2 separate regions of the Homo sapiens genome follow, and region 2 is linked to region 1. A link is an interaction called in ENCODE POLR2A ChIA-PET data of the cell type or tissue named here. Cell type or tissue: Panc1. All regions are shown on one strand. Each heading gives the region's core, and the rest is flanking DNA. Links, peaks and the distances in the headings are about the cores only. Region 1 holds the start of SLC23A1 (solute carrier family 23 member 1). Region 2 has its middle 29 kb from the start of UBE2D2.

Region 1 (5,369 bases), core at 95-5,094:
ACAAAGGCAATCTAGTCCTCAGGCAAGAAGGAGGTCTGCTTTGAGAAAGGGCTGTTATTGTCTTTGTTTTAGACTATAAACTAAAAACTAAGTTTCTCCCAAGGTTAGTTCAGCCTACACTCAGGAATGAAGAAAGACAACTTGGAGGTTAGAAGCAAGATGGAACTGATTAAGTTAGATCTCTTTCACTGTCTCAGTCATAATTTTGCAAAGGTGGTTTCAGTGACATCCCAGGTCTTCAGAGCCTTCATGAGAAAAGAGAACCAAGGAAAACTGTGCACGCAGGCCACCTTGTGGCACACCTATTCCAGCCACTCCATGCTATCTGCACCCCTCCGAGAACACACGTCTCACTGGGTCTACACCCAATGGCTGTTCATTTTCCACACTCTGCCTTTGACCCCAGCTGGTATGGATGGGCCCTGGGTTTCTGACCAGCCAGATTCAACATTTTGGTTCTCAGTCCTGCTTTCTCTGGAAATTCTTCTGGCTGGGGCTTTTCCTTAGTAAAGAAGCCCTGGACCCCACCTAGGTCTGGGAACTGGAGATCGGTGGCACCAGAACTTTCAGTTTCGTTTGTGAGTGTCTCTGATCTGGCCAAGCCCTGGGAGAGAGACAGAACATTCTAACCCTCATTTTTAGAAATATTTTTATTTTGCACGAGAGCCATGTGCAGGAAGACAATCTAATCCCCCTTTGACAGATGCAGAAACCGAAACTTAGACAACAGAAGGGGTTTGGGCCAAGTCCCTGGCTGAGTAGTAGTAGGGCTGGGAGGGGATTCAGACTTAGGGGACCGGAGAGGCGGGCTGCTGGGGGAATGGAGGTGCCTGGGGCAGGCCCTGGCCACTCCAGCTTCCCTGGGAGCTGCACTCAGCCCCCTCCATCCTTCACCTGTTCCAGGACCTGCCTGAAGCCCCACCATCCGTGGCCTTCACTCAGGAGAGAAACCCTAGACACCAGGAGGAAAGTCAGGGCCCAAGAAACCCACTAAGCTTTCAGGACAGGGTGTGGAGCCGGGCACCCATGACGTGGACCTGTGTTTCTGTGGGGTGATTAGAGAGGCTGCATCAGCTCTGGGTGTGTGGGCCCCTTCATGCTACTGTGGATCTGGGACCGTGTTCTCCACCTTGTTCTCTATGCGTGTTGTGTGGTTTGGGTTGAATTGAGTGTCCATGGAGCCGTATCTGCAGGGGGTCGGGCTTGGTCTCCACAGCACCCTGGGGAGTTCTGGGAGGAGAAGTTGGAGAGAAAAGTGCTGGGGAGTTGCAGAGGCTTCAAACTGGTCCAGCAACTTTGGAAATTGGGAGCAGTAGCCAAGAGGGAGAGGAGAGGACAGGCGGACAGAGGAACAGTGTGGACACCGGCAGGCGGGCGGACTCAGTGCTGTGGCATGAAGCTGCTGCCCAGCTGGAGAGCGGTGCTGCCCCTTGGCCCTTCAGGCAGGGCCTGGCCATGGGCACAGCGACCCAGAAGTAGGTGGGCTCTAGAGTGCTGGGGCTGGGGCAGCCCAGAGGGGAACAGAATGGGGACCTCAGGCCCAGCCCTCACCAGCTGAGGAGCCTGAGTTCTTAGGGCCCCTCCCCATGTCCCCCTCTGCCATCTCAGGCCCTAGGGCCAGGCTGGGCTGGGCCTGCCAGGAGGGGAGACAGGCTGGGCATAGGACTGCCTTCCTGGGCTAGGTGATGGGCAGTCACACAGGGCTTGGTGCATAGAAAGGCCCCACGCTCCATCTAATGCTCCTGCTATCTTTAAATTCTTTATACTTTTGGAATAAAGGCCTCACATTCTTACTTTGCACTGGGTCCCAGAAATTATGTGGCTGGGAGGGGAAAGGGATCTGTGCCCTGACACAGAGTGCAGACCCGGCTGGGCCAGCCTAGGCAGCTCTGCCTGCAGAGGCCCATCTGCTGCCTGCCTCAGGGACCCTGAGGGGTGCAGGGTGGTGAGGGCAAGGCAGCTCAGACCAACCTGAATTTTAGGATTGGTTTCTGCAAACTTGCTATCTGCATGGCTTGGGTCAAATCACATCTACTGAATCTGTTTCCTTCGCTGTTAAAGGGGTTAATACCGCCCAGCACAGGGGTTACTTGGGACAGTGCAGATCCATGTTTCTTGGCACAAGGCCAAGGCCATTCCTCAATAACGAGAATGACTATGATGATGATGATAATGATGAACTAGTTATTAATCAGTGGGGAAGGGCCTCATACAGGGGGTTACATAATAAGTGCCTGTTTCCACTCCCTCTTTCTCCGCTCACCTGGGGCTTGGTAAACTTCTGGTCCTCACCCCCTCGACTCTGGCCCTCTCTTGGGAAACAAGAACAGGTCCAGCGCCCAGGCGCAGATGTGGGCAGGGAAGGGCACATGTGGCAGAGGCTTGGGTGGCTTTTACTGTCCTAGTGAGAGTTAATACATTACCTCTGCCCGGGCCCCCCTTTCGCAATCCAGAGCTGGGCATCTGGTTACAGATTTACTTCAAACAATGCCTGATATGTGGAGTAAAGTCCTCCTCCTTGGCCTTTGTCAAGTCATCCCCTCTTCTCCTCAGGAACTGCTCAAACCTGTGCCCCAAAGATGAGGGCCCAGGAGGACCTCGAGGGCCGGACACAGGTGCTGGGGGCTGGGGGTGGGGGCTAGGGGGGGCAGGGGGGGTGGGGGGCTGGAGGGCCTGTGCAGGCCTTCTTCCTGGAGGCCAGAGATAAACGTTCTGATGAACTTGATAAGAGTGACTGTCCCAAATTGAATGTGGCAACTGGGGGATGGGTGGAGGTGGGGGTGAAGGAGCCTGCAGCTTTGGGACTGGCTGACTCCAGGTTGGGGTTCAGGAGAGGCCTAATCTCCCGGCCAGTGACACCCCAAGGATCTCCAGGGGGCAGAGGTGGGACCGGATTGGACTTGTCCACAGTCTTGAGCCCTCTTGGCCCCCTCTCCTGTGGTCTCCAAGACTTCTGACTTAAGGGTCCACTTCCCTGGCTAAAATGGCAGGTCCTGAGGGCTCTAGAAGCTGGCACAGTAGACTCATCCCTGCGGGAAGCAATGCAAAGTGGGAGAAAACTGTGGCCAGGCCAAGTGGCACCCGGGTGGATGGACTGTTGGGGAGGGCGGGAACCCCGCTCTCAGTTGCTGACAAGCCACTTGGGCTGCCTGATTGATTCTGGGGCAGAATGGATTTTGCCTGTCCCCATCACTTCACCCTAAGCTACTTATCTCTGCTGCCTCCAGCATGAAACCACCAGGGACCCCTCGACCCCGCTACCCACAGAGCCTAAGTTTGACATGTTGTACAAGATCGAGGACGTGCCACCTTGGTACCTGTGCATCCTGCTGGGCTTCCAGGTGGGTCCCCCAGGGCCTCCCCGCCCTCACTCTGCACACTCCCCGGGGACTCCAGCCCCTCCCTGGCCAGCAGGGAGTATCTTGGGTAACAGGAAGAAAAACCTGAGGTCAGCACAGTGGCTGTCAGCAAGCAGGAGTCGGGAAGAGGCTGAATCCTGAAAGAAGATGAACTCCCTGGGGGAGTGTGACGCTTGCCAGGTGGGGTGTTGGTGACAGGGAGCAGAGCCGACTCCACGGAAGCCGCAGGAATATCTTGAGTGGAAATTAGTGACCCCCAGAGTGGTCAGCAGTAGCTCTCTGGGAATCCCTTGTGGGGACTGCCAGTCCTGGGCAGGCAGCCGGTTCCAGGCCCGCTGAGGCAGGCATGAGGACACTAGGTTGTCCCCTCTCCCTGGAGCTCTGGGGTCCTGCCTCATGCACTCTGCTGTCTCCCTCTGCCCAGCACTACCTGACATGCTTCAGTGGTACCATCGCCGTGCCCTTCCTGCTGGCTGAGGCGCTGTGTGTGGGCCACGACCAGCACATGGTTAGTCAGCTCATCGGCACCATCTTCACGTGCGTGGGCATCACCACTCTCATCCAGACCACCGTGGGCATCCGGTGAGCCGCCCAGCCCCCCAACCCGTCCCCCGCCACCCCTCCACTGTGATCCACACAGCAGGAGCAGGTGGGCTCCCAGAGGACACTGGTGAGACAAAAAAGCCGCTTTCTGCCTCCACCTGCTTCTCCTATCCCAGGCCAGCCTTAGAGCTGGGCAGCGTGGCCCCAACCCTGGGAATCTTGATCTAGGCACACTTCAAAGACCAGGCATCTGCAAGTTTAAGGGATTGTACCCTCGCTGGCTCTCCCCTCTTTTTTTTTTTTTTTTTTTTTTTTTGGAGACGGAGTTTTGCTCTTGTTGCCTAGGCTGGATTGCGGTGGCGTGATCTCGGCTCACCACAACCACCACCTCCCGGGTTCAAGCGATTCTCCCGCGTTCAAGCGATTCTCCCACCTTAGCCTCCTGAGTAGCTGGGATTACAGGCATGCGCCACCATGCCCGGCTAATTTTGTATTTGTATCTGCCCACCTTGGCCTCCCAAAGTGCTGGGATTACAGGCGTGAGCCACCAAGCCTAGCCGGCTCTCCCCTCTTAAACCCCATTCTGAATATTGCCCAGATGGCAGCCCTGAGCTAGCTCCCAGGGTTGGTGCCAGCCTCTTCGACAGCCCACCCTCCCAGGGCCCCACGCTCCCGAGTGCACAGCCCTAGGCCTGGGTGGCATTTGAGCTGTTTGAGCAGCGGGGGACAGGGGAAGATTGTGAGAGAAACCTGGATGCGGGAACTGAGGTGTCCACTTCCGGGCAGGTGCCCCCTCCTCACAGTGCAGGAGCTGGTGGTGGGAAGGGGGCAGGTTTTGAGCTGGGGGCTCCATTTGTTTTCTTCCTTGGGCAGCCAAAATGTTAGAGATGGTCTTCCCTGGGGCCTCAACGATTTCCATCTGCCCTTGTCCCTTGTGTCTCTGTCACTCTCTCTGTGCTCTCCCTTCCTGATCTCTCCCCGCATCTTTATCCCTCCTCCCCACCCGCCCCTCCCCACCCCTGTTGCTTTGTGCCTCTCCTCCAGGCTGCCGCTGTTCCAGGCCAGTGCCTTTGCATTTCTGGTTCCAGCCAAAGCCATACTGGCTCTGGAGAGATGGAAATGCCCCCCGGAAGGTGGGTACACTTCTGGGGTCTGCACTGGGGAAAAGGGGAGGCCCAGAGACCTGGAGGTCTGAGCAACTGTCCCGGGTCAACACCAGGGTGCAGCCATGGCAGCATCTTCTCTCCCTCTCTGTCTCTGTACCTGGTCCGTGTGTGTATCCCTGACTCTACCCCCAGAGGAGATCTACGGTAACTGGAGTCTGCCCCTGAACACCTCTCATATTTGGCACCCACGGATACGGGAGGTGGGTTTGCATGTAAGCATAGAAGAGGCCGGGTCCTGAGGAGGGGCTATATGGGAGTGAGGGTGGCCGCTGAGTTTGGGGATTTGAGGAGGTGGTCCAGG
Region 2 (5,369 bases), core at 119-5,118, 150 kb before region 1:
GAGACGGAGTCTCGCTCCCAGGCTGGAGTGCAATGGCGCGATCTCGGCTCACTGCAACCTCTGCCTCCCAGGTTCAAGCAATTCTCCTGCCTCAGCCTCCCATGTAGCTGGGACTACAGGTGCCCGCCACCATGCAAGTCTCTTTTTTTTTTTTTTTTTGTATTTTTAGTAGAGACGGGATTTCACCATCTTGGCCGGGCTGGTCTTGAACTCCTGACCTCGTGACCCACCTGCCTCTGCCTCCCAAAGTGCTGGGATTACAGGCGTGAGCCACCACACCCTGACTTTATTTATTTATTTATTTATTTGAGATAAAGTCTCACTTTGTCACCCAGGCTGGAGCGCCGTGGCATGAGATCTTGGTTCACTGAAACCTCTGCCTCCCAGGTTCAAGCGATTCTCCCCACCTCAGCCTCCTGAGTAGCTGGGACTACAGGCATGTACCACCAAACCTGGCTAATTTTTCTATTTTTAGCAGAGACAAGGTTTTGCCATGTTGCCCAGGCTGGTCTTGAACTCCTGAGCTCAAGCAATCCTCTAGCCTTGGCCTCCCAAACTGCTGGGATTACAGGTGTGAGCCACCGCACCCAGCCTTGAATTATTTTCAGATATTCAATATTCTAAACAATACTATAGGAAATATTATTGTACAAATGTTTGTGCCCAATTAACTGTTTCCTTAGAATAAATTTCTTTTTTTTATGCTTTTTTTTGAGACAGAGTTTCACTCTTGTTGCCCAGGCTGGAGTGCAATGGCATGATCTCTGCTCACCACAACCTCAGCCTCACAGGTTCAAGCGATTCTCCTGCCTCAGCCTCCTGAGTAGCTGGGATTACAGACATGTGCCACCATGCCTGGCTAATTTTTTTTTTTTTTTTTTCCTGAGACAGTGTCTCACTCTGTCACCCAGGTTGGAGTGCAGTGGCGCGATCTCGGCTCACTGCAAGCTCCGACTCCGGGGTTCACGCCATTCTCCTGCCTCAGCCTCCTGAGTAGCTGGGACTACAGGCGCCCGCCACGACGCCCGGCTAATGGTTTGTATTTTTAGTAGAGAAGAGGTTTCACCGTGTTAGCCAGGATGGTCTCGATCTCCTGACCTCGTGATCAGCCTGCCTCAGGCTTCCAAAGTGCTGGGATTACAGGCGTGAGCCACTGCCCCTGGCTAATTTTGCATTTTTAGTAGAGACCGGTTTTCTCCATGTTGGTCAGGCTGGTCTCGAACTCCTGACCTCAGGTGATCTGCCCGCCTGGGCCTCCCAAAATGCTGGGATTACAGGTGTGAGACACTGTGCCTGGCCTGTAATAAATTTCCAGAAGTGAAGATGCCAGGTCAAAGAATGTGCAGGTTAAAAAAAAAAATGTTTTTTTTGCCAGGCGCGGTGGCTCACGCCTGTAATCCCAGCACTTTGAGAGGCTGAGGCGGGTGGGTCACAAGGTCAAGAGTTCAAGACCAGCCTGGCCAAAATGGTGAAACCGTGTCTCTACTAAATATACAAAAATTAGCCAGGCTTGGTGGCGGGCGCCTGTAATCCCAGCTACTCGGGAGGCTGAGGCAGGAGAATCGCTTGAACCCGGGAGGCGGAGGTTGCTGTGAGCCAATATCCTGCCACTGCACTCCAGCCTGGGTGACAGAGTGAGACTCCGTCTCAAAAAAAAAAAAAAGATGTTTTTTAATTTATGCTGAGATTGTTCTCTAGTTAAATTCTTGGAATTACTTGTTTTCTGACGCTCCCAGTAATACACTGGTCCTTATCAATTTATCAATCCTTTTCTTTTCTTTTCTTTTCTTTTTTTTTTGAGACGGAGTTTAGCTCTTGTTGCCCAGGCTAGAGTGCAATGGCGCGATCTTGGGCTCACCGCAACCTCCTCCTCCCTGGTTCAAGCGATTCTCCTGCCTCAGCCTCCCGAGTAGCTGGGATTAACGGCGCCAGACACCACGCCCAGCTAATTTTTGTATTTTTAGTAGACAGGAACTTGCCATGTTGGCCAGGCTGGTCTTGAACTCCTGACCTCAGGTGATACACCTGCCTTGGCCTCCCAAAGTGTTGGGGATTACAGGCGTGAGCCACCACGCCCGGCCCCTTTTCTTTTCCTTTCAACCTCTTTTTTGAGGTATAATTTACATGCCATCAATTTCATTCATTTTAGGTGTACAATTCAATGATTTTTTTTTCAACACAGAGGTTGTAGTGAGCTGAGATTGCACCACTGCACTCAGTCTGGGGGACAGAGTGAGACTCCATCTCTCACACACCAAAAAAAGTGTGTATGTGTATGTATATCCCCTATTGAAGGATATTTAAGTTGAGGAGTTGAGGTCCATATATTTTTTTTTTTTTTTGAGATGGAGTCTTGCTCTGTCACCCAGGCTGGAGTCCAGTGGCGCGATCTCAGCTTACTGCAACCTCCGCCTCCCGGGTTCAAGTGATTCTCCAGCCTCAGCCTCCCGAGTAGCTGGGATAACAGGCAAGTGCCACCACGCCCAGCTAATTTTTGTATTTTTTAGTAGAGACGGGGTTTCGCCATGTTGGCCAGGCTGGTCTCAAACTCCTGATCTCAGGTGATCCACCCGCCTTGGCCTTCCAAAGTGCTAGGATTACTGGAGTGAGCCACCGTGCCTGGCTGAGGTTCATTTTTTAGCACATTAAAAATAGTAGAATAGGGCAAGGCATGGAGGTTCATGCCTGTAATCCCAGCACTTTGGGAGGCCGAGGCAGGCTGATCCGTTGAGGTCAGGAGTTCGAGACCAATGTGGCCAACATGGTGAAACCTTGTCTCTACTAGATATACAAAAACTAGGCCAAGCGCGGTGGCTCACGCCTGTAATCCCAGCATTTTGGGAGGCCAAGGCGGGCGGATCACGAGGTCAGGAGATTGATACCATCCTGGCTAATATGGTGAAACTCCGTCTCCACTAAAAATACAAAAAATTAGCCGGGTGTGATGTCGGGCACCTGTAGTCCCAGCTACTCGGGAGGCTGAGGCAAGAGAATGGCGTGAACCGAGGAGGCGGAGCTTGCAGTGAGCCGAGATCGTGCCACTGCCCTCCAGCCTGGGCAACAGAATGAGACTCCATCTCAGAAAAAAAAAAAAAATACGAAAACTAGCCGGGAGTTGTTGCAGGCGCCTGTAATCTCAGCTACTGGGGAGGCTGAGGCAGTAGAATTGCTTGAACCCGGGAGGTGGAGGTCGATTGCAGTGAGCCGAGATCGTGCCACTGTACTTCAGCCTGGGCAACAGAGCAAGACTCTGTCCCCCCCAAAAAAAAAAAAAAAGTAGAATAAATTCCTAGATGTAATATTGCTATGTCAAAGGATATGCAAACTGAAATTTTCGATAGATATTAACAGATTATTTGCTAAGGAAGTTGTACTCATTTACATCCCCCACCAACAGTGTTTCCTCACACCCCCAAAACATCCCTCATCATAAATGAGGTCATGCATAATTAAAAAAAAAACACAACCAGGATCTTTCTCTGTTGCCCAGGGTGGAGTGCAGCTGCATGACCATGGCTCATTGCAGCTTCGACCCCCTGGGTTCAAGCAAACCTCCCACCCTAGCCTCCCGAGTAGCTGGGATTACAGGTGCATTCCACTATACCCACCTGGTTTTTTGTTTTTGTTTTTGTTTTTGTTTTTGTATTTTTTGTAGAGACAAGGTCCCACACTGTTGCCCAGGCTGTTCTAAAACTCCTGAGCTCAAGTGATCCTCCCACTTCGGCCTCCCAAAGTGCTGGGATTACAGGCATGTGCCACAGTGTCCAGCCAGGCATTATTTTCTTTTCTTTTCTTTCTTTCTTTTTCTTTCTTTTTTTTTTTTTGGATAGGGTCTCACTCTGTCACCCAAGCTGGAGTGCAGGGGTATGTGATGCAATCTCAGCTTGTAGCAGGACAAGCCACAGACAAAACCTCTCAGACACCGAGTTGTAGAAGGGCTTTATTCAGCTGGGAGCATCGGCAAGCTACTGCCTTAAAATCCGATCTCCCCGAGTGCACAATTTCTGTCCCTTTTAAGGGCTCACAACACTAAAGATTTCACATGAAAGGGTTGTGATTGATTTGAGCAGGCAGGCGGTACGTGACAGGGGCTGCATGCACCGGTGGTCAGAGAGAAACAGAACAGGGCAGGGAATTTCACAATGTTCTTCTATACAATGGCTGGAATCTATGAATAACATCAGTTTCTAAGTTATGGGTTGATTTTTAACTACTGGGTTTAGGCCAGGCAGGCCCAGGCCTGCTTTCAGGCCTGGTGCCGGGCTGCCTGTCTTTGATTTTACTTCTTTGTTGTTTTTTCTTAAAACAGGTACTGAGTATAAAATAATATAAAACAATATGAGAGGGTCTCTCTCTTCCCTCATTTCCCCCCCTTTGAGACTCTCACTTTTTATTAGTGGGAGTTCTCACTTTTGTTTTTGCTACTTATGTCTTTTTGTGCAATAGATTGATAGTGATTTACATAGTATGCTTGTGCTGAAGCATTTTTGTGAACTAAGGTGGCAACGAAGTTTTTTATCATTTGGAGAAATACAGGTATAAGACAAGGGAGCAGTAAGCAGGTTCCTATTACTATTATTATTTTTATTACAAGAGTTTTAAATTTTCCTATTGCTGGGAACCAATTTTCAAACATGGCTCCCGGACTGAGTCCATGCCACACTTGCACAGGTACATGTGCCAGTTTTGTTATATCTTTAACTATATTCTCAACTACTTGCCCCTGATCATCTATGTGTAGACAATAATTAGTACGGTTAAATTTTCTACAAACTCCTCCTTCAGCTGCTACCAAGTTGTCAAGAACTATTCTATTTTGATAGATAGCATTTCTCATCAGAGTCTCTTGCTGGGCAAGAACGGTCAAGGCTTGACCGGTTTTATTAGTAATAATTTCTAAAACAGCTTGCAACTGTATGATTCAGTTGAGCATGTAGATAGGGGTTCGATATCCTCATGAGCCTTCTTGTGCCTAAGTGGCGGGTCTATAGTATTGTATGATTCTTTCAGAGGGCCATTCATTATTTTTCTAATCACTTATGGCTATGCTTCATTTTTTGCAGGAAGCATAGACTGGGAAGCCTAGAAGTTCACCTGTTTTTATGGGCAGTAAGAAGAAAGATGGCTTAATGGTGCCAATTATACAGCTACCTGTCCTGATCAGGCAGCTTAGCATAAGCTCTGTGTCCACATATCCAGTATAACCTGGTGGGGGCCGTCCAGTCCTGGTGGAATTCTGGGTGGGCCCAAACAGTCTGCAACTTTGGAAATTTGCTGAATGGATTCCTTTCTGTGTGATTGGAACTCTACCATGTAACTGTTTTTGTGGTACCATTATACAGCTTTTGCCTAAGACAACTAAGCCACCT

The links. Peaks named below come from ENCODE experiments on the same cell type or tissue, not always from the same donor. Only the 100,000 strongest peaks of a DNase experiment are listed, where the experiment ranks them.
Region 2: POLR2A ChIA-PET joins it to region 1 with 5 read pairs; 3 of 35 experiments call an interaction of 5 or more read pairs at or near these places.

What each region holds. Positions count from the first base shown.
Region 1 is chr5:139,380,464-139,385,832 of GRCh38, reverse strand. It overlaps SLC23A1 (solute carrier family 23 member 1), which reads left to right and starts at 2,536. Exons shown (of 15, transcript NM_005847.5): 1 at 2,536-2,615; 2 at 3,228-3,341; 3 at 3,784-3,941; 4 at 4,947-5,035; 5 at 5,201-5,268. The coding sequence starts at 2,580. RefSeq lists enhancers at 1,116-1,285, 1,666-1,835, 1,856-1,925, 3,526-3,575, 4,051-4,991 and a silencer at 3,176-3,235. In Panc1, for the core only: no CTCF peak of the experiment used is centred there; no DNase peak of the experiment used is centred there; H3K4me3 peaks cover 645 bases; H3K27ac peaks cover 904 bases.
Region 2 is chr5:139,530,081-139,535,449 of GRCh38, reverse strand. It overlaps a transcript of UBE2D2 not described here. Among named protein-coding and RNA genes, the nearest start is that of UBE2D2, 29 kb to the left of the region's middle. In Panc1, for the core only: no CTCF peak of the experiment used is centred there; no DNase peak of the experiment used is centred there.